Linked DNA regions of Homo sapiens: region 2 is linked to region 1. A link is an interaction called in ENCODE POLR2A ChIA-PET data of the cell type or tissue named here. Cell type or tissue: Caco-2. All regions are shown on one strand. Each heading gives the region's core, and the rest is flanking DNA. Links, peaks and the distances in the headings are about the cores only.

What was found. ChIA-PET counts read pairs that join two places held together with the same protein. Peaks named below come from ENCODE experiments on the same cell type or tissue, not always from the same donor. Only the 100,000 strongest peaks of a DNase experiment are listed, where the experiment ranks them.
Region 2: POLR2A ChIA-PET joins it to region 1 with 7 read pairs; 2 of 35 experiments call an interaction of 5 or more read pairs at or near these places.

What each region holds. Positions count from the first base shown.
Region 1 is chrX:71,948,575-71,964,494 of GRCh38, forward strand. All of the region lies in intron 1 of NHSL2 (NHS like 2), which reads left to right. Among named protein-coding and RNA genes, the nearest start is that of NHSL2, 46 kb to the left of the region's middle. RefSeq lists enhancers at 8,230-8,792, 8,793-9,354, 9,355-9,916. In Caco-2, for the core only: no CTCF peak of the experiment used is centred there; a DNase peak (open chromatin) is centred at 9,477.
Region 2 is chrX:72,057,358-72,072,778 of GRCh38, forward strand. All of the region lies in intron 1 of NHSL2 (NHS like 2), which reads left to right. Among named protein-coding and RNA genes, the nearest start is that of RTL5, 67 kb to the right of the region's middle. RefSeq lists a silencer at 3,262-3,556 and an enhancer at 12,452-13,009. In Caco-2, for the core only: no CTCF peak of the experiment used is centred there; no DNase peak of the experiment used is centred there.

The DNA.
Region 1 (15,920 bases), core at 7,925-10,424:
TAATCCCAGCACTTTGGGAGGCCGAGGTGGGTGGATCACGAGGTCAGAAGTTCGAGACCAGCCTGACCAATATGGTGAAACCCCGTCTGTACTAAAACTACAAAAATTAGTCGGGCATGGAGGCACGCACCTGTAGTCCCAGCTACTCGGGAGGCTGAGGCAGAAGAATCGCTTGAACCTGGGAGGTGGAGGTTGCAGTGAGCCGAGATCATGCCACTGCACTCCAGCCTGGGCGACACAGCAAGACTCTGTCAAAAAAAAAAAAAATGTAGTTTTGTTTTTTTTTTTTTGAGACAAGTTCTCTGTCACACAGGCTGAAGTGCAGTGGCATGATCATGGCCACTAATTTTTGTACTTTTTTTTTGTAGAGATGGGGTTTCGCCATGTTGCCCAGGCTGGTCTCAAATTCCTGAGCTCAAGTAGTCCTCCCACCTCGGCCTCTCAAAGTGCTGGGATTACAAGCATGAGCCACCGTGCCCGGCCGATGTAGTTTTTATGAAGCCAAATTTGTTCAGTTTTTTAAATTCTAAAATTGTCATTCCAATTGTTTGATGTTAAAACATCATTTTGTTGTTTATGACATCTTGGTTTTAGTATATGGCAGTTTTTAAAATTAAAAAATGCTCTTACTTGATCAAATAAAATGTTGGCACAGCTATGCCAGATCCCCCAACAAGAAAAGTAGCATAGAGGGGCTGATAGAGAGGAACCTGGGCTGGGCGTGGGTGAGAAGGCATTTGAGGTGGGCTTCCTGAAGGCAAGGGGGCCTGAGGAGAGTTAAGAAGGGTGAATAGGAGAACATTCAGCAACAAAGGGTGGGAAAGACACAAGCTGGAGAGCTGGGCCAGGATGAGTCCAGACAACCTCTAGAAATCTGTGAAGTCTGGGCCGCCACCCAGCAGGTGAGCACCTCTGAGCTTCCCTGTGGAGTGTTAGGGTCGGGGAGTGAGCCGATTTGTCCCAGACCCGCCTGGCTCACACACGGGGATGAAAAAGTCCAGGTCACTGCATTGGACAGCCACTGAGCTCCCCCACCACAGCCCAAAGGGGTGCCTTGCGGTCCGTCCAGGCAATTGCTGCCACACTCTGCATCAAACCCCCAACTCCCCGTCTGACTTTGCCTATCCTCCACCTCCTCTCCTACTCTGGCAGCTTCAGTAAAGCAGGAATCACTCAGCTCTGTGTGTGGGAAAGCACAGAGCCCACAGCGCAAACATACAGGCTCATCGGAAACTCGAAATCCCCCCTCTGCCTTCCACATACCAAGCCACACACAAGGAGTGGCAGTGGGGTAGAGGCTGGTTCCTTTCTCCAGAATGCCACAGGGCTGGCCTGAGGTTGTGGTGGGGGAAGCACTTCCCCCTGGCCAGCTGTATGACCTCTGGATTCCCCAGACCACACGGTTGGCAGCAGGAGGCCCCTGGCGGCTGGGAGCGCCAGACCCATCCGCTGGGGCAGAGAGTATGACCACCTGAGCATGCGCTTTCGCATTCCAAGTGGTGGGTCTGGATTATCCATTTCTTGGTTTTCTCCAGACCTCTGCTCCATCCATCAGAGTATTTTTTTTTCCACCTGGAATCCTTTGGCCAGTGGGTGCAGCCATAAGTTTGTCCAGCCAGGGGCATACGCCAGGTGCCTGCCGAGCTGTCCATCTGGCCCAGGCAAGAGGCAAAGGATAACTTCCAGAAAAAGAGAAAGCCCATGAGGGCAGGGCAGAAGGCAAGGCTAAGGAGTGGAAGTAACAGTCCCAATGCCCAGCCCAAAGACCTAAGCCTGGCCAACAATACTCGGCAGGCATCCCTCGCTCCCTGTTTAGGGCAGGTTGCCATGGTATTTTGCCTGCTGGTGCACTGGGACTGGAAAAAAAGCAGAGTGAGCCTGAGGGTGGAGGATTGGGAGGATGGTTAATAATGGGAGGAGAGCTGGACTTTTTGCCCCAGTTCTAGCTGGAGTTTGCTTCAGCAGCAGAGTATTGTGGCTGTTTCAGGGAGAAGCCCTTGTGCCTTTATGACCCCAGGGATTCCTGCTGCTATAAGTGCCCAAGAATGGCATATGCCTTACAAGCTGCCCAAGGGCCGGGCATCTATGCCATGGCTCTGCTCCCACTTGTGACATGGTGGGTCTTTCTTATGGCTTGTAAACTCTCCCCATCCCTGTGGCTGGACTTAGACAGCTCTGTTTATCATTCTCACACTGAACCAACTAGCCATTTCTGTGGGTGGGTGTCAGTCACACCCTACTGATTTCTGGTATATCCTGACATTGAGTAGCAGCCTGTAGCTGTGATGGGGAGAAAGGTTAATGCTCATTTTGACAGAAGCATTAGAGTTAAGTCCAAACTCCCGGGCTTGGCATTCAAAGACTTCAACAATTAATCTTCTATAATGCTCAACATTCCAATGCCACATATTTGGACCCCAAAATACAAAATACACACACACACACACACACACACACACACACACAAATACCTGGCATCATGTTGAAAAAAAATAGTGGATAGAACCTTTTCAGTTTTCATTTGTGTGTTTGCCATCTCACAGTTACAGGTATGGTGTCAAATTTTATTTGCAAATTGACAATCTCCAACTCTGTGTGTCTAAATATATTTGGATTATCAGTACTTGATATAGTGATTGGTGTCTCTGTGTTTATGTGTCCAAGTCTTACCTGCACTGACAGGCCAGGCAAACTAATTTGTTCTCCCTAAGATTTTAGACATAAAGCTAACATAAAGCTTTGCTATAAGAAATAGGTTGAGGAGAATCAGCCAAGTCCCTGCTTTCAATTCTTCTGGATATATATCCAGAGGTAGAATTGCTGGATTATATGGTAATCCTGTGTTTAATTTTTTCAGGAACTGCCATACTGTTTTCCCTACTGGCTGCACCATTTTGCATTCCCATCAACAATGCATAAGGGCCCAATTTCTCTGCATCCTAACCAACATTTGTTATTTCTTGTGTTTCTGGTAATGTCCAGCCTATTGGGTGCAAGGTGGTATCTTGTGGTTTTGCTTTGCATTTCCCTAATGACTAGTGATGTTGAGCCTCTTTTCATGTGGCAGGCATGTAAGTTTTTGACCTGTTGATGAAACTGCGCATTTAGTCTTGTTTTCCAAACACTCTTGGACACTGGATATGGCCATTGTTTTATAGGTTAGAATGACCTTTACTTAAAGAATGCTTTGTTGTGCAGTTACCTCTGGACTCTCCACATGCTTTGAAGGCTGCAACCTTACAGCCAGTCAGCCCTGTGGCTTCTCTATACTCTCTGCCCCTCACTGTAGACTTGGCTTTCCATAAGCCCTAAGATTTCTTCGATTCTCTGTTTTCTGTTGTATTTAACCCTTATAGTCCCACCCTGCTGTGATAGCCAGCCAGCCATCCTGAAGAGGAAAAGATTCAGGGAATGGAGAAGAGGGGAAAAGGAAGGAGGTGACAGATTTCTCTGAACCCATTATCTGGTCAAAAGAGTAAGTGAATCTGGTCCTCCTTCTATGCAAAAACAAAACCAAAAACACCCTATTTTGTCTGTCTATCAAGCAGTTCTATGCCTTCTTAGAAACTTGCCTATTCTCCAATATGGGTTGAAGTATAGAAAATGTAGCTATGAGAGGGCAAGTGTCAAAATGCCTGGATTTGTCACTAAAAATGCTATCTAGGGATTTCCTTTACTGATTGATCTCTTAGTGAGTGTAAAGAGCCAGTGAACCTCATGGAAAACAAAAGTAAGAACAAAAAGGAAGCCCCTCCAAGTTCTTAGCATTACAGTAGGAGTGTTTACAGTTGGAGAAGGGATGCTGTCTTAGTCAGCTTGGGCAGCTATAACAAAATGCCATAGACTAGGTAATTTATAATGAATAGAAACTTATTTTTCACAGATCTGGAGGCTGGAAAGTCCAAGATAAGGCGCCAGCAAATTTGGTGTCTGATGAGTACCTGTTCCTCATAGATAGCACCTTCTACGTGTCCTCATGTGGGAGAAGGGGTAAACAGGCTCCCTTCCCTCAAGCTTCTTCTATAAGGGTACTAATCCCATTCATGAGAGCTGAGCCCTCATGACCTAATCATCTCCTAAAGGCCTCACCTCTTAATACTATCACATTGGGTATTGGGTTCCAACATACGAATTTTGGGGGGCTACCAATGTTCAGAGCATAGCAGACACGTGTCTTCAGTTTCACCTTCCTGTTGGGGTCCTCTCCCTGATCCCCACTGTCCACACTATACCAGGTGGCCTGGGTTAACCCACCTGGGGACCAGATCCACATTCTTCTCCTTTGGACTCCTGAGATATCTTGCATTCTCATCAGGAAATTTGTCAAATACTACAGGACAGCAAGGAGGAAATCATTGCAAAAATTACAATGAACAGCATATTAAATAGGCAGGTTTCCTGAGTGTAAGTTTTGGGTCCAACAGTGAATGCAGTCTGAACCACCAAGAGCCAGGGCATCGTGGCTGGTCCCTTGCCTGACGTCCTTCTGGCCCAGCTCCCAGCCTGTCTCTGGGGAGTGGGTGCCATCTAACTCTCCACTGTCTAGGAGAAGTTTCCAGGATAAGACCAGAAGAGACCATATTCCAAATTAGCTGTTCATTTGGGCCCTCTGGCTCTAAACCTGGATCCCTGTTTGGGAAGTAGCTGTGCCTCCCTGTATACATCCTCAAGGCAAATGGTCTTGTTTTCTAGAGCTGGCTTCCCAAGGTAGACCTGTGTCCCCCAGAGAGTGGGAGTCCATCTCGTGCTTTTGGATGGGACACGAATTAGTATTATGTTTTTAATAGCAATGTGTTTACTTTCGTAGTTTCCTTCTATTTAAGTCATGTGGTAGTGGTTTTCCATTTACATCAATGAGTCACAGATTTTTTAAGTAAAAGAGTAAGAAATTGAAAAAAAATTAACTAAATAATAGTTAAGGGGGTATGTGGATGTGACAAAAATTGTGAAGGTAGCCCCCAAGTGACTGAAGATTGGGACATACTTCCTTAGAGTGACTTGCCTCTCTAAAAATAACCTTTTAAGAGACAGTTGCCAGGAGGACTGTGTGAAAGAATTACCAACTTTGGGTTCCAGGGATCTTTCCCTTTCTGGATCTCTGATGCTCTCTGGTGAGAGCAAGGAAAGCCTAGAATATAATTTTCTCTCCCCTTTGAATAGTTCTACTAATAGGCTCCTCTGTGAGCACAGATAAAGGGGCCATTGACCATATTTTATTTCTTCATTAGCTTCCTGTAATGCTTTCCTTGCTGAAATTCAAGGCAGAAATGGTGTGCCTAAACCTCAGATTACTCTTCTTCAGAAGAATCTCTTCAGCTCAATAGTTTACCTTCTATCCCCAGCCTGCACCTTCGAGAAAGAGGATTTTTCAAATCTTTTCTCGTTTTGCTCCTCACTCTCCCAGCACATATTTTCCAGAAGCATTACATGGGAAGCATTCATAAACATTTTTTGCACTGAAGAAATCTGCACTAAGCTTGACTTCTGCTTATAAAACTACTCCTTGCTCCATTATGTTACAGGCATTCCCTGGGGGGCTGTCCCTGGCATGCTAGGAAGGGACTGAGGCATCTGGCGTTTATCTAGTCCCTGAGCCAGGCACTACATGAGCCAGGAGCTACACTAGGCCTTCTATTTGTTTGAATTCTGGCTGAATTCTCAAACCAGCCCAGTAGGTGTCATTTGACATCTGAGGAAACTGAGCTCAGAGAAGCTCAGTAACTTGCCCACCATCACACAGCAAGGAAGGGGCAGAAGCCAGGAGGACTTGCCCCCGGTTTCCTGACTCTCATGCACTGTGCACTGCCTCTGTGGGGGCTTGCTCTTTTCTGCCTGGCGTGTGCTGCTGCGCTGCTGTTTGGACAACTAGCAAAAGGTCTCAACACAGGGGCTTTCTCTTTTGCCTGCAACAACAATGAGCTCAAGGGGAAAACAGATTGATTAAAGCTGATTTTGCCCTAGTGAGAAACTGGCCAGAGCATCTCTGGAGGGCCTCGGGCTGGGCCCAGTTGGCTGTCAGGATGTGGCCTGGAGCCTCACTTCCCTTCCTGGCTCTCCCTTTATCTTCTACACTCTCCCATTGCCTTCTGCGCCCTGACCCTGCTGCCCTTCCATGGGAGCTGAAAAGCAAGCTGCTCAGAAGGAAATGGCTTTTGTTATTTAACCTGAATAAGTGTCACCATGTGCCTTCTCTGGAAATCTACTCATGGCTGAAGAGGGGGACCAGGGTTACCCTAGTGTCCTTTGTTTTGTTAGGGGCCTAAAGCAGAAGCAAAGGCAACCCTCATGTATACCACTGCTTTTGTCCCCACTTCCTTTCCAAACACTGATCTTAACCCTATTCCCCTAAAACATAGCTGATAAATGATAAATATTCAGGCCCTTGCCTGGCATTGCAAGCTACAAACAAGCTGGTCTCAAGCAGCCTTTCCAGTCTTGTGACCCACCACTTCCTTATACAATCCTCACTTTCCTGGTGGCCAGAATACCCACCATGCCCTAAACGCTCCTGGCTTTCTGGCCTCCTTGTTCCTCCCACCTCTGCCTATTAAGCAACTTCGTGAAGTAGGAACGAGCTCACATCCGAAGCGCCGGAGAGAGTGGCATGCCTACCAGCCTCATCTTCTATGTGCTTCAGTTTCCTTCTCTCTCGAATGTGCCTGATGGTGTAGCCCACTTACCTTGTCAAATGGTTGTGATGAGATTGAATGCTATGAAAAACCCTTAGTAAAATGTGAAACACCATCCAAATGCTGTTTTGTATTGGTAAAGGAAAATGACCCATCCTTTAGGGCTCAGCTCAATGGCACCTCCCCCGTGAAGTCTCCCCTGATTCCCTGGAGAGAGTGATCACTCTCTCTTTGTGCAGTGCTGTAGCACTTGGTGGTTCTTGGTGGTATGCATCACTTTTTGCCCAGCACGAGAGTTATTTGTGTCCAAGTTTGCCTATTCTGTCTTCAAGGCCGGGAGTTTATGTGGAGGGCAGAGAAGTGCTTAGGCATCTTTGTTTCCCACTAGGCCTAGCCCACACGTCTCAAAAAGCACTTATTGAACTGGGGAGGCAAAAAACAAAGTCAATTCTTTGACCTGGAAGCTCATCTGAGTCCATGTATGTCTCCTCTGGGAGCTGTGAGAGGAGGGAAAATGACAGAGGATGGGGTGGGGAGGGTAGGATGGCTGTAGAGGGAAGTGATGGGAAGCTTTCGAATGACTTAAATTGACTTTTTTTTTTTTTTAGTTTTCATTCAATTCTGACCACATGTTTCCCATGAATCCTTAGGGAGAAGGAAGTCAGAAAGTTAGTCCTTCGCCTCTCCCTGGCTCGCCCTGGAGTACCACATGGATGAGCCAAAGAGCAGGACAGCCTGAGGAACTTGCCTCGTGGGCCTCACGCTCTGTAGCAACTCAGAGGCAGAGAGAAGCTCCTGGGAGGCCCCATATGTGACAGCTTCTAAGGAAGCTGCTTGTGGTGCATCCATGAAACAGGGTGGAACAACTGCTGATTTTGAACAACAAAGCTACTTGGAGGCCACATTAGACTCAGACCCTGCTCAACATTTGGGTTCTCCCCACCCCGCTCTTCTTTTACATTATTGAGGTAAAATTGGCATTCACTAAATGGCACATATTTGAAGTATACAGGTTGATGAGTTTGATCATATGTATGCACCTGTGAAACCATTACTACAATCAAGATAATGAATATTTCCATCACCCCTAAAAGTTTCCCCTTATTGATCACCTTTAATCTTTCTTCATAGCCTAAGTAAGGGAAGAACATGGTTTTATTGTTGATGGGTTATTCTTATGTTAGAAAACTATCAGGAGCAGTGGCCTTGGGGACCTGAGTCCAACTTAACCCTCTGTGAGCCTCAGTTTGTCCATCAATAAAATGGGATAGTTGGACAAAAAAATTGCTAAGGTTTCCTGTCAGTCTGAGTGACAGGACCTTTCTATGATACAACCTTTCTAAACAGCAATTTTTAAAAAACATAAAAGAAGTGTAATCTACTTTGCTTTCTCATGCCCCCAAGTTACATTCTGGCAGGGTCATGGCTGATGGTCAGAGTGATGTCGGGTTCTGAGGGTTCTGGGTGGATTATTAACTACATTTTACAGATGAGAAAACAGGCTAAGAAAGAAGAGAAGATCGGCTCAAAGTTACACAGCCAACACGTAACTGAGCTGGGATGCAAATCCAGCAGTGACTCCTAATCTAATGTTCTTTGCACTGCCCCACACTCCATTCCCAAGAATACAGGCCTAGTTCCATGTTGCTGTCATGACTAAGGGTCCTTGCATCCAACAGATAGTTCTACTTTCCTCCTGGTTTAATCTGGGGACCATAGTTCACCTCCTCAGATCTCTGGTAGGTAAGGAGGCAAGAGAGGAGGCTCCCCTGCCCTCCTAAATCAGACCAAATCAGGCCACAGAACAGGAGTCTTAAGTTTTCTTAGACTGGAGGTTTCCAGAAAGCAGACGCTCTCTGGGCATGTAATTCATTGTATTCAGCCTCCTAGTACCAGGTACGGACAAATGTTCAGTAAACCCCATGGCGGGAACACAAGGTCAGCAGGACAGGATAGAAATCTTGGGATTAGGAGGGACCTCTACCTGGCACTTTGCCTCATGTTTGCCCTGGGGTACAATCCCCCAAGGGGACCTGTTATGGGCTGGGGTTGGGGCAGTGCTGGGCTGAGCTGAGTTGCACACAGTCATTATGGTGTGAGCACGTGCCCCAACAGTGCAGTGGCACGATCTCGGCTCACTGCGAGCTCCGCCTCCCGGGTTCACGCCATTCTCCTGCCTCAGCCTCCTGAGTAGCTGGGACTACAGGTGCCCACCACCGTGCTCAGCTAATTTTTTGTATTTTTAGTAGAGATGGGGTTTCACCGTGTTAGCCAGGATGGTCTCGATCTCCTGACCTCGTGATCCGCCTGACTTGGCCTCCCAAAGTGCTGGGATTACAGGTGTGAGCCACAACAGCTGCATCTTTTATAACTCCCTGGAGGAAGGGAGGGGGGCCAGTTACTTTCCCTGCCCTTTTTTTCAGACCCCCAGTCGGCCTACTGTGCCTCAGCGTAAGGTAGGAAAGAGTGCCTCCATGGGGAATTTGTGGTGGTAGCAGGGTTCTGAGCAGACCCAGGGTGTTTACTCCCTGAGTACTCAGGAAGTACCCAGAGTAGGTGCTCAGTAAATATCTGCTGACTGACTGAATGAACTCTAACTCCATGTCAAGCACTGTAGGGGGTACAACGATGAATTGGCCTCCATCCCTGACTGTAGCAGAGAAAGAGGGATAAGACAAGCACATAAATAACTGTTACACACGACAGAATGTGATAAATGCCTTGGGAGATGAACAGCCAATTGCTCAAAGAGCTTGGAGGAGGGACGCTCACATCTGGCAATGGTGGGGGGAAGGGACTCTAGAGAAAACTTCCTGCTTGAGGTGACATTCGAGCTGGTTTTGAATAGGGACGGGGTTTCTACAGTGGCTCAGGAATGTTTGTGTGGTGGGGGTGGGGAGTCAAGGCAGGCTGCATTCCAGGCCCCAGCAGCAGACTTAGGGCCAGAAGTCTCCCTTAGTATATCCTCAGAGAGCACAGAGAACTGCAAATCAGTGATAGTCCTAGAGCCTCACTATAACTGCGTGTTTTCAACCTCCATCCCACCATGCCTTGATTTGAGACCCCCTACAAGTGGCCAAATGGACTTAGCTGGGCTGCTTGCTGGCTCATGGGCTAGCTAGCCCAAACCAGAAGTGAGAGCCAGTCCTGGTGGCCTTGCAGACATTTCCTCATGAAAGCCTTTCTTCCCAGCTCAGCTCTTATCTGGGAACAATAAAGGTCCTCAACTCTGGGAGAAGGCCATGCAGGGAACAATAGTTTCTGGCTCACTTCATCCATCATTCATGTGGCTCAGATAGACCATTGCTGAGCAGCAGTGGGGACGAGTTGGGGGAGGGGGAGGGCACATTATTTTGCATGAGATTGTTCATTGGGCTGCCCCAAAACTACACAGTGGGGAATTGGGTAGCGACATTCCTGGGTGTGCTATACATAGGCATGAGCCTGGGCATATAATCCAGCCCTTTCTCTTCTCTCTGCCTCTTTGTTTCCTAATTTCTGTCCAGAGGCAGTTGGTTGCTGTTAACTGGTAAACTGAATGGTTTCACTGGACATGGGACAAGATATTGGATTCATTTCAGCAGATATTTTCAAATATATTATCTCATTGAATCTTCAAAACAATTTTATAAGTTGGAATTATTATTTTCACTTTACAGATGAGGAAACTGAGGGCCAGAGAAGTTAAGCAACTGCCAAGGATGCAGATAGGAAGGTGAAATTGGATATCAGGACTCCTAACTGCAAGTGACCTCAGCTGTACAGTCTGAAGGCTGGCAGTTACAAATTAGTTGCAAACGATCCAGGGACTGAACAAAGGAGAAAAAAGGGGAAATGCGAGAGTTAGGCAGCTACCAGTTAGGCAACCTATTCTCCTTGTGCCACCATGAAGAATAAGTTGATCAAGGGTGGAAAAGAAAACTCAGGGCTTCAATTCCAGTATGGAGGGGTCTAGAAGTCTCCAGAGGATAGGAAAGAGGATGGAGATGGAGCCCCCACTCATCTGGCTCTTGCCTGCCCAGGGTGCTACAGCGATGCAGCCACAGCCTGTCGGCTCTGTTCACCTCTTTAAGGTTGATGTCAGCCAAAGGCAGCCCCCAGAGAGGGACCACTTATCCTGAACAAATTTATCGTATGAATATTTGTTAATGTATACAACAGTAAGAGTCTTACTAGTATATTTCTGAAACAGATTTATACCAAAAATTAGTCTGGTTTTAATTAAAGTATTTTAACAGCTTTTTAAAAAAGATGTAATTTAAATACCACAAAGTTCACCCATTTAAAGTGTACAATTTAATGGTTTTTATTATATTTAAAGAATTGTGCAATCATCACTACAATCAATTTTAAAGATTTTCAGCTTCAAACCCCCAAATCAATATTGTACCCTCAAGCTGTGACCCCCCAATCCCTCAGCCTCTCTTACTCCTCCACTCCCCAGTACTAGGAAACGTCTAATCTACTTTTTGTCTCTAGAGATTTACCTACTCTGGACATTTCATATAAACGATATTATATGTCTTCTTTTTAAAATAGCTTCTTTTACTTAACATACGGTTTTTTGAGATTTATCCATGTTGTAAGATGTATCAATATATCATTCTCTTTTTTTTGTGGAAAGATATTCAATTATATGGATATACCATGTTTTGTTTACCCATTCATCAGTTGATAGACCTTTACATTGACAAGTATTTTTGCGGAGCCTAGGAGTGGAATTTCTGGGTCATATGCTAACTCTATGTTTAACCTTTTGAGGAACTGCCAGACTGTTTTCCAAAGTGGCTATACCATCTCTCCACATCCTCATCAATACTTGTTCTGCAATGTTGTCTTGCTTATAACCATCCCAGTGAGTGTGAAGTGGTATCTCATTATACTTTTAATTTGCATTTCCTTAATGACTCATGATGTTAAACATCTTTTGATGTGTTAGTTGGCACTTTGTATATTTTCTTTGGAGAAATATCTTTTCAAATCCTTTGCCCATTTGTAATTGGGTGATTTGTCTTTTTATTGTTGAGTTATAATTATTCTTGATATATTCTGGATACTAGGCCCTTATCAGATATCTGATTTACAAATATTTTCTCCCATTCTGAGTTGTCCTTTCACTCTCTTGATATTATCTACTAATGCTCAAAAGTTTTTAATTTTTATGAAGTCAAATTTATAGCTACTATGTATTTCTTTTGTTGCTTATGCTTTTTACTTCTTTTGTTGCTTATGCTTTTGGTATTATATCTAAGAAAGCATTGCCAAATCCAAGATCATGATGATTGACTCCTATATTTTCTTCTAAGAAATTTATTGGTTTAGTTCTTACGTTTTGGTCTTTGATCCATTTCTCTTTTATTAGGGTAGGAATCCAACTTTATCCTTTTGCATGTGGCTATCCAGTTGTCCCAGCACCATTTGTTGAAGAGACTGTTCTTTTCCCATTGAATGGTGTTGACACTCTTGTAGAAAATCAATTTTCTGTAGATGCATGGGTTTATTTCTTCACTGTCCAATTTATTCCATTTGTTTATGTCTTTCTTTATGCCAGTACCATATGGTTTTGATTACTGTAGCTTTGTAGTATAACTAGAAATCTGGAAGTGTGTGTCTTCCAACTGTGCTCTTCTTTTCTAAGAGTAATTTGTCTATTTGGGGTCTGTTGGAAGACCATGTGAATTTTAGAATTGGCTCTTCCATTTATGCAAAAAGGGATATTGGGATTTTAATGGGAATTGCATTAAATTTGTAGATTGTTTTCGGTAGTATTGACATCTTAACAATACTAAGTCTTCCAGTCCATGAACTTAGACTGTATTTCTGTTTATTTATTTAGGCTTCTTTAATTTATTTCAGCATTGTTTTGTAATTTTCAGTGTATGAATCTTGTACCTCCTTGGTTAAACTTATTCATAAGTATTTTATTCTTTTTGATGCTATTGTAAGTGGAATTGTTTTCTTAATGTCATTTTTGATTGTTTATTGATAATGTATAGAAGTACAACTGATTTTAACATATTGATCTTGTACCCTGCAACTTTGCTGAATTCATTTATTAGCTCAATAGTTTTTCTAGGATTTTGTATATATAAGATCATGTCATATGTGAATAGAGATAGTTTTACTATTTCTTCCTTAACTATGTGAATGAATTTTTCCTTCCTTCTGTTCTTCTTTCCTTTCTTCTGTACTTTCTTCCTCCCTCCCTCCCTCCCTCTCTCCCTCCCTTCCTCCCTTCCTTCCTCCCGCCCTCCCTTCCTTTCTTTATTCCTTGTTTTTCATTTATTTTATTTTTGCCTGAATGCTCTGTCTAGACGTTCCAATACAGTATTGAATAGAAGTGTCAAGAGAGGGCATCCTTGTTTTGTTCCTGATTTAAGGAGGAAAGCTTTCAGTCTTTTACCATTGAATACGATGTTAGCTTTGGGTAGGTTTTTATTTTATGCCTCTTACCGTGTTTTTTGTTTGATTTTTGTTTTTGAGACAGAGGCTCACTATGTTGCCCAGGCTGGAGTGCGGTGCCACGATGATCTCAGCTCACTACAACCTCCGCCTCCTGAGTTCAAGCGATTCTCATGCCTCTGCCTCCCGAGTAGCTGAGATTACAGGCATGCACCACCATGTCCAGCTAATTTTTGTATTTTTAGTAGAGACAAGATTTTGCCATGGTGGCCAGGCTGGTCTCGAACTCCTGGCCTTAAGTGATCTGCCTGCCTCAGCCTTCCAAAATGCTGGGATTACAGGCATGAGCCAGTGTGCCCGGCCATTTATCCTGTTTTGAAAATTCCCTTGTTTTCCTCATTTGCTGAGTGTTTTATTATGAAAGGTGTGAATTTTGTTTTTTGTTTGTTTTGCTTCATTTTCAAATGATCATGTGGTCTTTTTCCTTTATTTTATTAATATGACATATTTCAGTGATTGATTTTCATATGTTAAACCACCCTTACTTTCCTGGGATAAATCCTAATTGGCCATGGCATATATTCTTTTAATATGCTGCTATTGAATTCAGCCTGCTAATTTTTTCTTGAGAATTTTTACATTTATATAAGGGATATTGATCTGTAGTTCCTTTTCTTGTGATATCTTTGGCTTTGATATCAGGGCAATGCTGCCCTCAGAGAATAAGTTAGGAAGTGTTCCCTCCTCTTCAATATTCTGAAGAGTTTCAGAAGAATTGGTATCAATTATTCCTTAGATATTTTGTAGAATTCACCAGTGTAGCCATCTGATCTTGGACTTTTCTTTATTGGGAGATTTTTTTATTACTGATTCAATGTCTTTATTTGTTATAGGTCTATTCAGATTTTCTATATCTTGAGTTCATTTTGGTAGTGTTTTTGTTTCTAGGAACTTGGTTCTCTTATAATTTTTTTAAAATTTCTGTAAGGTTGGTAGCAATGTCCCCACTTTCATCTCTTTCCTTTTTTTTTTTTTTTTTTTTGAGACCAGATCTCACTCTGTCACCCAAGCTAGAGTGCAGTGACACCATGATAGCTCACTGCACACTCGATCTCTTGGGCTTAGACAGTCTTGTTGCCTCAGTCTTCTGAGTAGCTGGGACTACAGGCATGTGCCACTATGCCTGGCTAATTTTTTTTTTATTTAATTTTTTGTAGAGACCAGGTCTTGCTATGTTGCTGAGGCTGGTCTCTAACTCCTGGCCTCAAGTGATCCTCCTGCCTCAGCCTCTCAAAGCATTGGGATTACAAGCATGAGCCACCATGCCCATCCCCTACTTGCATTTCTGATTTTAGTAACTTGTGTCTTCTCTTTTTTTTTCCTTGGTCAGTCTAGCTAGAGATTTGTCAATTTTGTTAATCTTGTCAAATAACCAACTGTCAAGTCATTGATTTCCTCCATTTTTTTCTATTCTCTACTTCATTTACCTCTACTCTTTGTTACTTCCTTCCTTCTGCTAGTTTTGAGTTTAGTTTCCTCTTATTTTTCTGGCGTCTTGAGGTGTAAAGTTGATCTTCTCCCTGGTTCTGTCCATTATTGAAAGTGGTAAATTAATCTGTTTATGGTAAGCCCTAGAGCAACAGTTAATATGTAAATAATATAGTAAAATATTTATTTTTATTATTCAAAATAATTTTAAAAATCAAAGTGCTATGATAGAAAACATTCACTTAATGCAAGGAAAGCATAAAGGAGGAATAGAGAATAAAAAGCTATGAGACATATAAAAACAAAAAATAAAATGGCAAATGTAAACTCAATTATATCAATAGTAATCATGATATTAAATATAAATGAATTAAACAATCCAATCAAGAGGTAGAGATTGTCACACAGGATCCAAAAAACAGTGTAACAGTATAACTACATGCTGTCTCTAGGAGACACTCTTTAAATTCAAAGATACAAATAGATTGAAAGTAAAAGGATGGAAAAAGATATGTCATGCAAACAGCAACCTCAAGAAAGGTGGAATGGACCAGGTGCAGTGGCTCACACTTGCAATTCCAGCACTTTGGGAGGCCGAGGTGGGAGGATCACTTGAAACCAGGAGTTTGAGACCAACTTGGGCAACATGGGGAGACCCCAGCTCTACAAAAAATAAAAAATTAGCCAGGCATGGTTGCACACTCCTATAGTCCAAGCTATTTGGGAGGCTGAGGTAGGAGGATCACTTGAGCCCAGAAGGTTGAGGCTGCAGTGAGCCATGATCATGCCACTGCACTCTAGCCTGGGCAACAGAGTGAGACCTTGTCTCTAAAAAGAAAGAGAAAGGTGGAGTGGCTATATATATACACATATATATATACATATATATATATATATATGTATATACATATATATATGTATATATATATATGTGTATATATATATATATGTATATATATATATGTGTATATATATATTATTATTATTATACTTTAAGTTCTGGGTTACATGTGCAGAACATGCAGTTTTGTTACATAGGTATACACATGCCATGGTGGTTTGCTGCACCCATCAACCCATCACCTACATTAGTTATTTCTCCTAATGTTATCCCTCCCCTAGCCCCCCACCCCCAACAGGCCCTGGTGTGTGATGTTCCCCTCCCTGTGTCCATGTGTTCTCATTGTTCAACTCCCACTTATGAGTGGGAACATGCAGTGTTTGGTTTTCTGATCTTGTGATAGTTTGCTGAGAATGATGGTTTCCAGCTTCATCCATGTCCCTGCAAAGGACATGAACTCATCCTTTTTTATGGCTGCATAGTATTCCATGGTGTATATGTGCCACATTTTCTTAAAACCCAAAATCCTGTGTTTTGACAGGGCTCTCTTTGACTGAACA
Region 2 (15,421 bases), core at 8,281-10,780, 110 kb after region 1:
TTTTCTGTGTTTATGTGCTTTTAATTTACATAAATAGTATTGATCCATAGATCATATTCTGTTTCTTTTTTCCCTCAACCCTCTGTTTTGAGGCCTTTCGGTGCTGCTATGTGCACATCTCGTTGATCACTTCTGTCTGACTTGGCACTCATCCACCACATTTTACTTCTCCCTTCCTCTGAGACTGTACATCTTGGTTCTGCCAACTGTCCATGACCACAAATAATGCTGCAATGAACCTTCCTCGACTTGCTCCTAGGGACCTGGGCAAGAATTTCTCTAAACCAGAGATTTTCAGAGTACAATTCACAGACCCCTCAGAGTTTCTGAGACTCTTTTGGAGGATGCTCAAGGTCAGAGCTGTTTCTACGATAACACTAGGACACTATTTGCCTTTTTCATGAGGTTGATTTTTGCACCATTTGCAAAACTGTTGCCACCTTAGTGTGAATCAAGGCAGTGGCACCAGCCTGTACTAGCAGTCATTGTATTTTGTATTTTTCACCACTACATACTCAGAAAAAGGGGGGAAAAGCCACCAATCTTACTGAAAAGTAGCTTAGATAAAGCAGTAAGAAATGGCAATTTTTATTAAATCTCAAGCCTGGAGTTGATGTCTTTTTAATATCCTGTGTGATGAAACAGGAAGAACACAGAAAGCACTTCTGCTGCATGCTGAGTGAGATGGTTGTCTAGAGAAGAGCACTGTGCAATTGTTTGAGGTGTGAGCTCAACAGGCCTCCTTTTTCCTGGAACGTCATTTTCACTTGAAAGAACAATTGACAGGTAAACTATGGTTAGTCAGACTTGAGTATTTGGTGGACATTTTTCTCAAAGATGAACAAAATGAGCCTGTTGCTTCAAGGAAAACAGCTCACAGTATTTGTTACCAAAGATAAAACTTGAACTTTCAAGTGAAAAACAGAATTTTAGAAAACTTGTTTCTGGCACCAGGGGCTTGACAGCTTCCCAGTTCTTTTTTTTTAAATTGTTATTAATTTTTTTTGAGATGGAGTCTCACTCTGTCACCAGGCTGGAGTGCAGTGATGCAATCTCGGCTCACTGCAACCTCCGCCTTCCCGATTCAAGCGATTCTCCTGCCTCAGCGTCCCGAGTAGCTGGGATTACAGGCACGCGCCACCACGCCCAGCTAATTTTTGTATTTTTCATAGAGACGGGGTTTCCCCTTGTTGGCCAGGATGGTCTCGATCTATTGACCTCATGATCCACCCATCTCGGCATCCCAAAGTGCTGGGATTATAGGCGTGAGCCACCGTGCCCGGCCAGCTTCCCAGTTCTTAAAGGCTTTCTCTGCCTGCCCCTTAACTCTTTATGATCTGTTAGGATTCTCCAGTTCCTTGTCCAGAAAATCCTCATTGTAAAGGACACCAGGATTGCTACCTGACCTGGCTTGCTAAGGCCCTATGCATGAGAGTGGACACTGTCTTTGTCCATCACATTGCAGGAGTGATTTGGTCTGCATGTCAGGGAGCTGCACAAATGTTGGACTACTGCACAGGAAGGCTGCCATTGCAGAGCAAGGCAGAGACACAGAGTTGTGACACAGAGTTTCAACATCAGTGCTCCCTGTTCTTCCCATTCTCCCCACTCAGACTGGACCATCTCACCTGCTTTTTGGCTTCATATACTTCCAAGACCTTGTGACTGCTCCATTTGTATTTATTTCCAGCTCTGAGCTCTGGATCACATATCTTTACCACCCTCTAGACACACAAACTGTGTCCCAGGCAAGCTCTCTCCTCCTCATCCCTGCACCTGCTGGTTTTCCAGGGTTCTCTAACTTAAGGAATGGCACCACCCATTCTATCTCCATATCACCACCATGGTCTATTCTCCCTGTCTGGCCCCACCGCTCCACCCTGAGGCAAGCCTTCATCATGTCTCATCTGGGCCCCTTCCAGAGCCTCCTAACTGGTGTCCCGGCCCCTCTCCAATCAGCCTTCCACATTGCAGCCACCCTACTGATCTTCAGGTCACTCCCTTGCCCAAAGCTTCTGTGGCTCACTATCACCTTCAAGATAAAATCCACACCCATTCTCATGACATTTAAGGCCTCCCTGGTCTAGTTCCAACTACCTCATCTTCTACCTGGCTATACCAGATCACTTATTTTTCTTCCCAAATACGAGAAACCCTCATACCTTTATGCTGTTGCTCAAAACGTCCTCTTTGCCTAGAATGTCCTCTCTCCAAACCTCATTTTACTGGCAAATGTTGCTTCATTCTTTTCGAGTTCGACATCACCTTTTCTTGATGCCCTTCCCTTCCTCTGAGGGAAGGAATTCAGTTCTGGGTGCTGACAACTGGCAATGAATGGATGGCTGGGGAGTGAAAGGGGATTGCATCAAATGATGGCTGGGGTGGTTGAGGTTGCAGAATTTGAGCTGATCCCTAAAAGGAATAATCTTAATGATAACTAACATTTACTGAGCACTTGCTATGCACCAGACCTTGCTCTATGCACTTTCTATGCATTCTCTTTCAGTCTCATTCTCTAGCAACCCCAAACTCACTGTATCCTCACTTTAGAGATGAAAAAACTGAGGGCCAGGGTTCTATCAGCGGTTATGAAGCTTTACTGAGGGGCGGCTTGGTGATCTGCAGCAGAACACTTTCTTACCATAAATAGCAGAGTAGGGATAGCATCTAGAATCACTTGCAATTATGTCTGTCTTTCACACAAAGGGGAAAAAAGTGCATTTGACCTCAGAAGCATGAGGCCATGTGGTGAAGCACAAAGACTAGTCTTTGAAGTCCATCTAGCTGTGTGACCTTGAGCCAATTTCCTGATCTCTCTGAGCTTCAGTTTCCTAAAGTGCGAATTGAGGATAGTAATAGCTCCATTGCAGGTTTGTGGTGCAGATGAGCTATGAGGAATGCCAAAGAATCCAGCATGGTGTTAGGTACATAGAGGGGCTCTGTCAACATCAATTCATTTTTCTCCCTCCCCAGTGTCTAAGGAAAGAAGTGTAGTATGGTGAAACTCACACTACCTCAGAAGTCAAAGGAGTTGTGGTTTGACTCTGGCACTAGTAAGGCTGTGCAACCCTCAGCAAGTTACTTGCCCTCTCTGGGCTTTGGTTTCTTCCTATACTTGTAACATAAAGAAGTTTTGTTTTACAGCAGTTGGGTGTTTCCATTTTCTGTCATTGAATTGGGAAAATGATCAGGTCATGCCAACCTGGGATGCTGCGTGTTGTGGAAGTTAGGCATATCTGACAACGGGAAATACTTCCTGAAGACACAGCCTTCGGACCCCTGGTTACCTAGAAGGGAGCTCAGGACTCCTCATCGACAAACATAAAACCAGCTCCCTGCCCACTGCCCAACCTCCAGGAGATGCCCCCACAGGCTTGTGTGAGCCCAAGGCAGGCCTCAAGCTGATTCAAGGGCCCAGCTGCCCGTTGCCATGGCAACATTCCAGCTCGCTTTGCATAGTGACAGGGATGCTAGGCTTTGCTAACAAAGTGCTCTGTAAAGGACTTCATGTCTTTGGCAGGGACAATTCCGCCTTCTTTTTCACATGAATAACTCTGGGGGCTGTGAGGAGGGATTTGGCAAGTCACTTCCCCTGTCTTGGCCTGCGCCCTTGGGTTTTCCTTGAAGGCACAAGTTGGCAGCTTTTTATTTTTCTATTTCCAAATATACCATCACTACCCTCCTCCTGACCACTCCCCACTCCAAAGGAAAGAATGGTTTTTCCCTTACTTAGAGCTCTGGTGAACTCGGTGTGTTTATGAAAATGGAAGGAATGGACTGTTCGAATCACTCACATACCCTTGGCTGATTGCTGGATCAAATTGTCCTCAATCCCTTTTTCTTTTTTCGGAATGCCCAATGTTTTTCAGGATTGAAACAGGAAGACCCTATATTGTCCTGGTGAATTACTCCCTGGAGCAGGAAACATATTTGGAATCCTGAGTAGGCTGGGAAGGAAGCCAGGCAGACCTGGGTGAATCCTGCTTTCATCACTTACAAGCTGTGTGATCTTTGGCAAGTTACTTAACTTCCCCTAATCTCAGTTTTCTCATACGTGCAATGGGGATGGTAATACAGCCTTCATGGGTATGATGGTGAAATTGTTATGAGGTTTAAATATATCTTATGCTTGCCTGCTTCTCTCTGTTTCCGTCACCCTGATCCTGGCCCATCATCTTTTGCCTGGACTACTACGATAGCCTCCTGCCCATTTCTACTGGAACTTCCCTCCAGCCCTTTGTTTACATAGCAGACATGGTGGTCTTTTAAACATTTAAATCATATCCTGTCGCTCCCTTGCTTAAAATGCTCTAATGGTTTCCCATTGCACTTCAGATAACATCCACCTCTTACCCCCTACCTCTTCCACCCTAGACATGCTGGCTTCCTTTCCATTTCTCAAAGACATCGAGGTCCCTCTCACTTCGTGGCCTCATGGCCTTGGCACTTTCTGTTCCCTCTGCCAGCTCCTTCTCAGGCTCAGTTCTTAGCTCGGAGAGAACTTCTCTTACCACTCATCCAAACTAGCTCCCCATGCCTGCCCCATCCCTTGCCATCACACATCACCATGCTGATTTCCTTCATGGCACTTCTCAGGAACTAGTCCTACCTTGATTATTCGTGTACTTGGTTATTGTCTGTCTCCTCTGCCTGGATTGTAAACTCTTTACATCTGCCTCATTAACCTCTATCACCCACTGCCCAGCACAGGGCCTAATATAATAGGCTCAATAAAATCTATTGAATGAATGAATGAGGTAGGTAGAGCATTGAGAACAAAGCCTGAAAGATAATAGAGTGCAATACATGTTTGTTACTTTCTTTTTGTCTTCTTCCATCATCTGGTTGTAAGGCAGAGGGTGGTGTGCTAGACCTGTGGCCTCCAAAGTGGATATATCGTCTATTAGGGTGCAAGGAGAAAATATTAGAATTTCTATTAACAGTCATCTTTATCATATCCTAATTTCCATGTTTGTTTATGTTTTAAATTTTATAAAACTGATTAGCACAGTAGTACATATATATGGTTTATACATAAATATGTATATATGGGAGTATAGGCTCAAAAATACTTGGAGACCACAGCTGGTGGGAAGCAAACTGGCAGACTGTTGGCAGAATGTGAACTACAGATAGGTTGGGTTGAGTCAGCAGAGAGGTTTCCCAGATTGGAGGTTGAGTGCCTTGGGAACAGGGTTGGGGGTGGCCAGCATGCATGCTCCAGGTCTCCACCACACCCTGTGGCTTACCCTAGCCTACTTCATTCATGGCCCTGTCCTTCCTGACCATTACAGGCGTGTGCATTTCCAACCCTAGAGAGGGTTTCCTTTGCAAGTCTAGAGAACCTTCTATTCTGGAAATTGGTGCTGGTCGATCCCAAGGGGGAGGTATGTGGGAAAGACTGAGGCCTAGGAGCCCCCTGTGGGCAGCAGCTGGGGCTTCTCATTCTTGTGTCCTCTGTAACCAGAATAGTACCTGGAACAGAGTGGGTGCTTGGATCATCAGAGAACCTGCTTGTTGACTAATATCAGTGCATAGGACAACCCCCTCTGAGTGTCTGAGCTGAGAGGACCCTCAGGAGGTAATTAGGTTCATATGTTTCACTGTCCGGATGGAAACTAAATGGGGCTCAAAATGGCCAGGGCCTGCCCAAGGTCATAGAGCCTCCCGCCAGCACTCTTTCCCTTGTGTCTGCGTCTCTGCTTAGCCTCTGGGGTGTATGCTTATTCACGATCCAGGCCTTGGCTGGTTCCACCCCCTTGGCCTTGGCCTACTACTCTTAACACCAGCTCTCAGAAGGCGTTCTGGCTTCTTACTGGGATAGGGGCCAAAAAAGAAAAACATTTCCCAAATCATAATTCTACAGCCTCCTGCCTCCCCCAAACTCACTTTCTATGTAACTAATCCCCGTGTTCCTTGGCCATTAATGACATCACTGCCTTTCTGGTCACTTTGGCCCAAAATACAAAGTGTTCTACCTCCCTTGAGTAGGGGCTACTATGTGTCAGGCACTTTCTAAAAAATAAACTTTGTATGGGCAATTAACATACAAAAAAGCCACACACGTTGATGAATGATCACAAATTATACACACCCATGTACACACTTCCAAGGCCAAGAAGTTGACCATGCCCAGGACTACAGAAGTAACCCCTCAAAGCAGTTTTTAACCATCACTGCAGATCTTTTGTCCAGCAGCCTTGAGGAAGGTATGAGTAATTCAATCCAATTCACAGATACCAAATTATTTTTCTTTAAACCAACTCATTCCATTCTGCCTCGAATAGTCAAGAAATTACTTTTCATGCACTCAATTTTCCCCTGTAATTTTTATTAGAATCTAGTATACATTAGAATAAATATGTGACTGTTAAACTTTAAAAGATCATCCATGTATTTCTAAAATTCCTCATCATACTATCACCTCACATACCACTAGCACAATGTGTACTGCATTTGGGGGAATACTGTACCGTGGGAATTAACTCAAGGGGAAGACTATTTACGTTTGGGAAGATCAGAAAAGGCTCAAGATGGACCTGAGATCTGTAGAGAGGATATGGCTATGCAGAGGTGAAGTCGATTCTGGCTGTCAGGCTCAGAGAAAGCTTCATGGGGGAGGAGACATTTGGGCTGGGTCTTGAGAAATAAGTCTGACTTTTCACAAGCAGAGATGGAAGTGGAAGGAAAAGCATTCTAGGCAGAAGGAATAGAACCTAGAGAACACTTCATCAGGGCTAGAAGAGAAGTTTATGTTTCAGGCTTGAGGGACTGTGCCTGATGTGCAGTTGGAAAGTGTCTCCGGGCCCAGGGTTGAGTGAGTTTGCTCTCTTGGGGCACACAACACACAAGCACTATGAGGGGTAGCCGCTGGCAGGCTACAGCCCACTGGAGTCAGAGTCAGAGTGTGTATTAGAATTCACTTTTCCTTATGGAACTTGCACCTGGAAATTCCCCACACCAGATTAGAGCATGTGCAGGTTATGGCAGATGGGATCAGCAGAATGAAAAGGAGACAGGCTTGGAGTCAGCCTAACTTGGGTTCAAGTCCCAACCCTGCCACTTACTAGCTCCATTTTTTTATCTAATGTCTGTCTCCGCATCTTCAGCTTAGGTCCTAATAATCCACACCTGACAGGGTGGTTGTGAGGAGTAAGAGCATGACTAAAGTGACAGGGGTAGTTCTTGTCCCAGCTCTTGGGTTCCGGGGGGCAGTCCAGAGATAGTACCACCTGCCGCACTTCCCTGTCCACCCACTTTGACATCCCTGAGTACAGAGGGGTACAGCCAGTGAGGTGGTAATGATGAACCTTAAGCTGTTTCACTTTGGGGACATGGGCCCCTGAGTTGCTTCTTTCGGGCCTCAGACTTCTCTGTCTCCTCCCCTGGTGTGCCTAAGGCACCAAGTAGGGTGGGGGACCAGCCAAATGGTGAGGCCTGGCCCTCCCTCTCTCTTTGATAGAACTGGGTGCTCCTGGCTGGGCTTAGCTTGAAACACAGGCGAAAAAGAAAGAAGCCATTCTTCCCCAAACTCCAAGTGAAGACACCACAGGGAGTTCAGCCCCCCTCCTAAAGCCACCATGCCTCCCTCCCTGAGCACAGTGCTCAGTGAAAAGGCTAGCCAGCCTTTCCAGACCCTCTCCATAGGCAGTGATCTTACAGCAGTGAACCCATCAGAACAGCGCCTCCAGCACCCTACCCAACCTGGATGTGCACCTTGATGAGTAGAAAGGGATGAGAAAAATTTGAGAAGACTCTTGGGTTGGTGGGGGAACAAGGACCAAGCATGTGGAGCTTTCAGAGGGATCATCAAGGAGCAAAGGAGGGCTGGGAGGAAGGAGAGGAAGGAAGGTCTGCATGAGCAGGGTAGCTTGGCCTGTGCCCATGAATGGGCAGACACTAACTGAGTCATCCTCTGTGCAAGGCCCTCCACAAGGCACAGCTTCAAACACCCAAACTTTGGCCCATCCCGCAAAGAATTCATAAGTTGCTGGGGCAGAGAAGGTTCATGAATACGTGGAAGATTTGGAACAATTCCAGGACATCTATGTTTAAGGACAAATGAGAGGCTCAGCCAGCCAGAACTGAAGGTATTGAGAGGAATTATCCCTGCAGACTGCTAGTAGGGATGTGTGTAAAGAGGGCTTTCAAGGGGTGATGGGATTTGGGCTGAAGCTTAAGGAGCAGCCTGTAGGGTTTGGGAACAGCAGGTAGAGGCGGTGAGAGGGGATGGGAAGCACTGTTTAGCAAGCACCTACTATGGGCCTGGTGTCGTTTAGCTCATTTCAGCATTATCTCATGAAAGTCTTACAGCAGCTTACAAGTTAGGTGTTTTCATTCCCCCATTATACATGGAAAATGGAAGCTGGGGAGGTTAAGTAAGTTGTACAAGGTTACACAGGTAGAAATGGCAGCATGAGGATTTGAATCTAGGCTTCTCTGACCACAAAGCTTTTCCCTGGTGGCTTTACCATGAAATGATAAGCCACAATGACAAGATAAAGAAGAGAATGAGTAGCCCAGATTGAATGGGCAGAGGGGTCTGTTTCAGGGAATCAAGAGAGAGGAAGCAAAGAGGTCAGATGAAGCCGGTTCTGAGTATAGGCTGGAGAGTGTGGACTTGACACTTTAGACAACAAATCATTGGAAGGTTCCAAGCAATGGAGTGATGTGGTTTGATTTATGTTTGTAAAAGCTCACTCTGGCTGCTGTGTCATGAACAGATTTTAGGATGCAGAGGTGGAATCAGGGAGCCCACTGAAGAAGATATTCATTGAAGGGGTCTGGGGAAGGATGATGGTGACTGGGACCAGGGTGAGGGAAGTGGAGATGATGCCGTGAAGTGCTCCAATTTGAGACAGTTCTAAGGAGCAATTTACAGGACTCAGTGAATGCGTAGGGGAGGGAGAGGAAAGCATAAAGATGTCTAAAAGCATTCCTCATCCAATTTAGATTATTAAAAAAGGATATGGTGGAGAAAGCACTGAATGTGGAGATAGACGGGGGTCCAAAACCTGGCTGCACCATGTACTAGTTGGGTTCATTTAGTCCAGAGGGAGTATGTGACTCCCAGCAGATCCTTAAGCATCTAATGGGCTATGGCCATGGGGACACTGGTGCTTGGGTGAGAAAAGCTCCAGGGGCCACAATGGGGCTTACAGAGAGGAGGAGGTGAGGACATGGGACACGAGATATAGGCTTCCCAAATAAGAAGCTCAGATGAGAAGAGGAGAAGAGTGGTGAGGCAGAAAGGACAAGGGAGAAAGGAGGGGTTCCGCGTCTGCTCTTCTCTTTTGTTGTTCTTCCTCCAATGGGAACATCTTGAGCATGGGTGTAGGCCCAGTGGAAGAAGCCAGTATGGACCTTGGCTAAGCTGCCTCCCCTGTCTTAGCCTGTTTAAGTATCTGTGGAGTAGATTAAACTAGTATTATCTACCTGACAGGGCTGGTGTGAGAACAATATGCAATGATGGTTAAAAAAACTGCTTTGAGGCTGGATGTGATAGCTCACAGGTGTAATCCCAGTACTTTGGGAAGCCGAAGTGGGAGGATCACTTAAGCCCAGGAGTTCAAGACCAGCCTGGGCAACATAGTGAGACCCCATCTCTACAAAAAATAAATAAATAAATAAGGAAAATTAGCTGGGAGTGCTGGGGTGCTCCTGTAGTCCCAGCTACTCAGGAGGCTGAGTTGGGAGGATCACTTGAGCCCAGGAGGTTGAGGCTTCAGTGAGCCATGATCATGCCACTGCACTCCAGCCTGGGTGACAGAGCAAGACCCTGTCTCAAAAAAACAGACAAACAAACAAACCGCTTCAAGAAGGGCTTCTGTAGCCCTGGTCATGTTCAACTTCTTGACCTAAGTAGGGGTACACAAGTGTGTCCAGGTTGTGATCATTCACTCATTCCTCCTCCCCACCACCCCCATGCCTTTACTCCCCAAACTCTTCCAAAACATACCTGTTCCTATTCAAGCTTCCTCATGTTCCTGGAAATATAATCCAGGGTCCCAAGTGCACAACCCAAGCAAATTCAATTCTATTTTCACTTTCAGGATGTCCCATGCATTCTAGAATCATCTCAAGTTGTCATGGTCCTGTCTTTTCTAGCCTCTCTGAGCTTAAAGTCCATGTTTACAACCTTGAAGCTACCAAGACTCATACCTAGGACCCATCACAAATGGATAAGAGGTCAGGAACCAAACATTCTCCAAGCTTCAGTTATTCACTTATCACCTTGAAGATTTTTGCTGTGTTCAATCTTCATGATTTTTATCATATTCATAAATGTATTTTCCCAAGATGCTTCACTTCTGGCCCTTCATGCTTGCTCTGGGACCTCTATTTCCCAAGCCCTCTTTTCTGGCCTCAGATCGATCCCCTTGGAAGCCTCACATTCCACAGTGAGCTGCAAAGCCCAAGCATGGGTCACACTATCCTGTGATTCCTCTCTATAATTATCTGTTGCCCCCACTAGGCTGAGACAGCCTGAAGTCAGTAGCTTGAGAGATGTTTGTGGAATTGTTGAAGAAAACTGAAGAGACCCTTGAAAGCTGGAGACTCAACAGGAGAGGTTCCTAGCAGGGGTAATATTCCAAACAGTTAACAGTGTGTCCTTCCCCTTTCTGTTTCTGGCCAACTGTTCTTCATCTTTCATGACCCAGTCCAAGCATCACCTCCCCTGGGAAGGTATCTCTAGACCTTCCAGACTGAAGAAGCTTCTCTTTGATAGTCTCACAACATTATTGATCCTTCTCTGTATTGTCATGGCCTTTGGACATGTCATTCACACCCTCCTAGGCAATGACTGGCACCTCTATCTCCCCAACGCTCACACAGAGCCTGGCCAGAGCAGATCCCTGGGAACTGCTGAAAGAATGACTGAATGACTGGGCAGGTGAGTGGGCAGATGGATGTGGTGATCCCACTTTAGATCTCTTGCCCCAAAGTCAGAAAGCTCTGCTTTCTGGATGGCACAGTGCCCCAAGTCTTCCAGGCTGAAGCTCTAGCCAGACCCACACCCACAGTGCTTTGTGGCCATGACTATTACAGACAGGCCCCCTGTCCCAGTGAGCAGAAATCTGATGACATCAGCATTGAGCAGTACCACCACTCGCCTGAGTGAAGGCACTTGAGGCTGTCTAGCTCTGGCAGAGTTGGTTCCAGGAGCCACAGCCCTTCCTCACAGCCAGGCTGCTGGGGCTGGAATGGGCTGCTGAGCTAGCACCACCTGCCCGGTGTCGCTTATCCCAGAGGGCTGCAGCACTCACAGTGAGCGGCTGCGTAAGTGTGTCCGTGTGTGTGTGCGTGTGTGTGTGTGTGAGAGAGAGAGAGAGAGAGAGAGAGCGCATGTATTTGCTGTGGGACTCATGGAAGGAGCCCTCTCATTGGCTGCCAAGGGTCCCAGTTCCAGTCTGTGAATCTCTGGGCTGCCAGCTCTGCCCTCCCCTGGGAAGGCAAAGCAGGAGAGGGAGGGGAGAGTGGAGTGAGGCTTCAGGTGTGTCTGACAAGGAAGCAGGTACACCTGGTGGCCACACTGGGCATTCTTGTGGCATCTGGCTGTGCTAGCTCCAAGTCTGCAGCCTGACAGCTTTGTGCTCTGCCCAAATTTTCCCAGATTTCTGTTGGGACTGGAGCCCAGAGCTCATTGGCAGCTGTCACTTACAGAACTGGATCCATCCCCCAGTGGAGCAGGGAGCTGTGTCACTTAGAATTCCTGGGTAGCACATTCCTTCAGTAGACCCTGTCACACTCCTGGATTAGGCTCTGTTATTGGCCCCGCGCTCCTGCAAGCTTCTGCAGACAGAGTGAGCGAGTGAGCGAGTGAGTGAGCCAGCGAGCGGCAGCAGGAATGACAGCACTGAGAGCAGAGACAGCCAGGGACGGTGAGGGCGGGCGAGTCGGGTCCCGGGGGGTGCCTGTGCTGGCCCTTTCTGCAGAGGCAGATGAAGTGGGGGCCACTTTCAGGGCTTGCTAGGGTTTCTCTTGGAACCTGGGCTGCTCGACCCGAGTGGAGCACTGAGCAAGGGGGAGGGGGAAAGGGAGGGGGAGAGAGAGGGAGGAAGAGAGAGAGAGAGAGACTGAGAGAGACTGAGAGAAGCTCCTAGCAGGCTCTAGTCCAAGTGAGAGGCTCAGATCTGTACAATTCTGTGCCAGGGGCACAAGTGGGATTTGGAAGAGCCATGTGTGTGAGAAGCAAAGCTGAGGTGATGTAAGCACCTGGGGAGGAGCACAGGCAGAGGAGGAGGAGGAGGAGTAGGAGGAGGAGGAGGAGAAAGAGGAGGAGGAGGAGGTGGCAGCGGCCGCCGCGGTGGCTGCCAGTCCAGAGCAGAATGATGGGCAACTCTCACCACAAGCAACCGAGGAGTAAAAGCCAAAGCAGGATGCATTCAGCAACAGGTACTCTTTTCCCTTCCCTCCTTTTCCGGGGCTCCTACAGCCAGGGCCTCCCAGCTGCTGCCATGCGGGGCCCCTGACCCTTGGCGTGACTTGCAGGGGCTGGCAGGGGGCAGGGAGAGAACCCGAGGGAAATGAGGGTGAACTTCCAGCTCCCCTGCTCCTGTGACAGGCTGAATTGCATAAGTCAGAGCATCCTGAGCTGGGAGGGGCCAGCCCCTTCGCCGGCAACCCTGTGTAGCCTCTGGAGGGTGGCTGGAGTGTCAGAGAAGTGAGCAGCGTGCCAGTGACTGAAGTTCATGGCTAGGACTGTGCTTTCTCCCTGGATCCAGTAGGCAGAATCTTGGAACCATGCATGGCTTATCCTTTACTAGCCGAGCCTCCTTTGTTATTCAAACCTTCGTCTCCCCCCACCCCAGCCCCCATACCCGCCCTGAACATGTACACCTACACCTCTCCTGGCTCTACCTCATATGCTGCATGCATGGAATGATCCAGACAAATCTGTTTCTTGCTGTGTAATGCCCTGCCCCCCACCACCCTGCCCCAGCCCTGACAGAGCTCTCCTCATGCATGGGCGAGAAGAGCATTTGCCGGCCTTGAGTTTGTTGTTCCCCTACCTCTGGGTGTGCTCTGCTTTGCCCCTTCCTTGCCCCTCTCCAGATATGGACTCAAGGGTGCTGGCATAGTTCTCCCCAACAACTCCTTCCTGGATGCTGACACTGTGGAAATCAAGGTCTGCAGACAACTTTTCCTAGCTCACCTTCCCAGGCGGTGCAAGAACAATTTGGAAGCAACTTCTCTTCATCCATTCACCCATTTCCACCAACTCTTACCCTCCTATCTACCCCTTGGCCACTTGAAAGTACCTTCCACTGCTACCTGGGGTTAGGCTTCATGCAGTAGGGTCACAAGTACTTTCTCTCTGTGCCCTCCTCCCTCTGTCTTGGTGGAGTTCCCTCTCCTCCTTTGTCAGCACCCACCACCCCCACCACCACCACCACACACACACACACCCTTCGCATCACACAGAGTCCAGGAGGAGCCTGCAGTTCCCTCTGTGCCTGTTTGGGAAGCTCTCATTCACCATTCGGGCCTGTGAGAAGGAAGGAAAAGTTTTTGCCAAGTTTGACTCACGTTTACCATAAGAAAGCAATAAATGGATTGTTGTCTTGCCAAAAGTGTGCCATGCTCCGGCCCAGAGGGTTGCCTCTGCCTCCTTCTGGGGACTCAGCTGGCTATGCAGTTGAGGGTAGTTGTCCAAGGCCAGCCAGTCCCAGGGGCAGCCCTACAATGGGATTCTTACAGGGCGTGGTGGGGAGAGAAGCTACAGGAAAGCAACTTGGGATATGCTGGCACGCAGGGTAACTGTTTCTGGAGCCCGCCTGTCAGAGCAGGGCTTTGTTTGGCCTCCTATATGGGCTGAATTTGGGTCTCTGTGGTGGACTGAGCCAAAGAATAAAAATTCTGAGCATTGAAGTTTCTTTGGAATCTTTCAGGGACATACTCTTCCAAGGCCACCATTAGGTGAATGGCCCAAACACCACCTCAGAGTCTCCTGCTTCTCTGCCTTGGAGCTGAAGGCTTAGGACCTGCTGGTATTACATGGAGATGCTCTGTGCAGCCCAGTACAGAAGCTTGAAGATAACTTTTTACATAATTGCTGATGTGACAACTTGGGACAGTTACTGGCTATTGTGTCATTTCTTAGAAGTTGCTTTGTATCTTCAATGCCAGCTCCAATCCAGGGTCATCCTAGACGTAGTAGCTATGGGAACAGCCTCTGGCAGCACGAGGAGGTGGCCTCATAACTGCTTCTCCCTCCCTCTCCCTTCCACCTCTTGGTCCTCACCTTACCACAACACCACACCTTCTCACTCACAATCCCTAGGTGATCCCAGAAGCCCCGATTGAACACTCACTCCCACTGGGCTAAACTTGTGCCACTCTTTCTCTTCTTGCTCGCTTTTCTCTCTTCCATTTTCGCTTAGTGACCCCACTGTCTTTCCAGTAACCCAAACTAGCATCCTGGTAGTCATCCTTCACTCCTCTCTCTCTCTCCCTCACCACACACTTTACAGTTTTCACTCATCCATCTATCTGCTCATTCATTCAAAAAGTATTCATTTTCGAGGCCTCCTCTGAGACATCTGAGCCCCTCTCTTATCCTACTGTCAGTGTCCAAATCCAGGCCTTTGGTCACTCTCGCTTATTCCAGAATTGGGCTGTCTGCTTCCACCTCTGACCTTCTCCTGGGCACGCCCAACACAGCCACCAGAATGAGCTGTCCCTGTGCTCCCTTGCTATGAACTCAAGTCTTACTAATTGGGGTACGAGAGATTACGATTGCTCCCCAAGTGTGGAGTGGATCTCAGGTGGCCCAGGGGATCATTGTAGTTGTAACAGAGAAAACTCTTTTTGCCTTTCAAGTTCTGTATATATTTTAATGTGTATTCAAAAAATATATAACTAATACATCAAACCCATGATTTCTCATATTTTTTTAAATTAGGGTAAGGTTAAATGTTTTTAAAGCGAGTCTTTTTGAATAAAATGATTAAGTAAATAGTAGAATAGGAAGCACATGGAAATGGCAAAAGTTGGGAAACTGAGATACCAATGCCTGAGGCTTGAGAAGCACCCATTTCTAGGATAAAGTATGTTTTCCTTAGCACAACTTAGAGATCTTTCATGATTGGGCCCCTCCTACTTCTCCAGCCTCACCAGCTATCATTTCTCACCTTGAACTTGATCCAGCCATATTGAATGAGTTGAAGGTCTCCAAATGCTCCCATTCAGCATTACCATGCTTTCACTAATGCACTTTTCTCTGCCTGGAACACCTCCTCCACCTGCTATCTTCTCCTGACAGTTTTCTCTTCAGCCTTCAGAATCCTGATCCTGTGTTTCCTCTTCTCTGAAACTGTCCCTGACTGACCGCCTTCCTTCATACAAATTAATTAATAAAGTTCATCACCCCCTCCTCGGTACTAAATTGATACCTTTTACATAATTTTATCATTGCTGG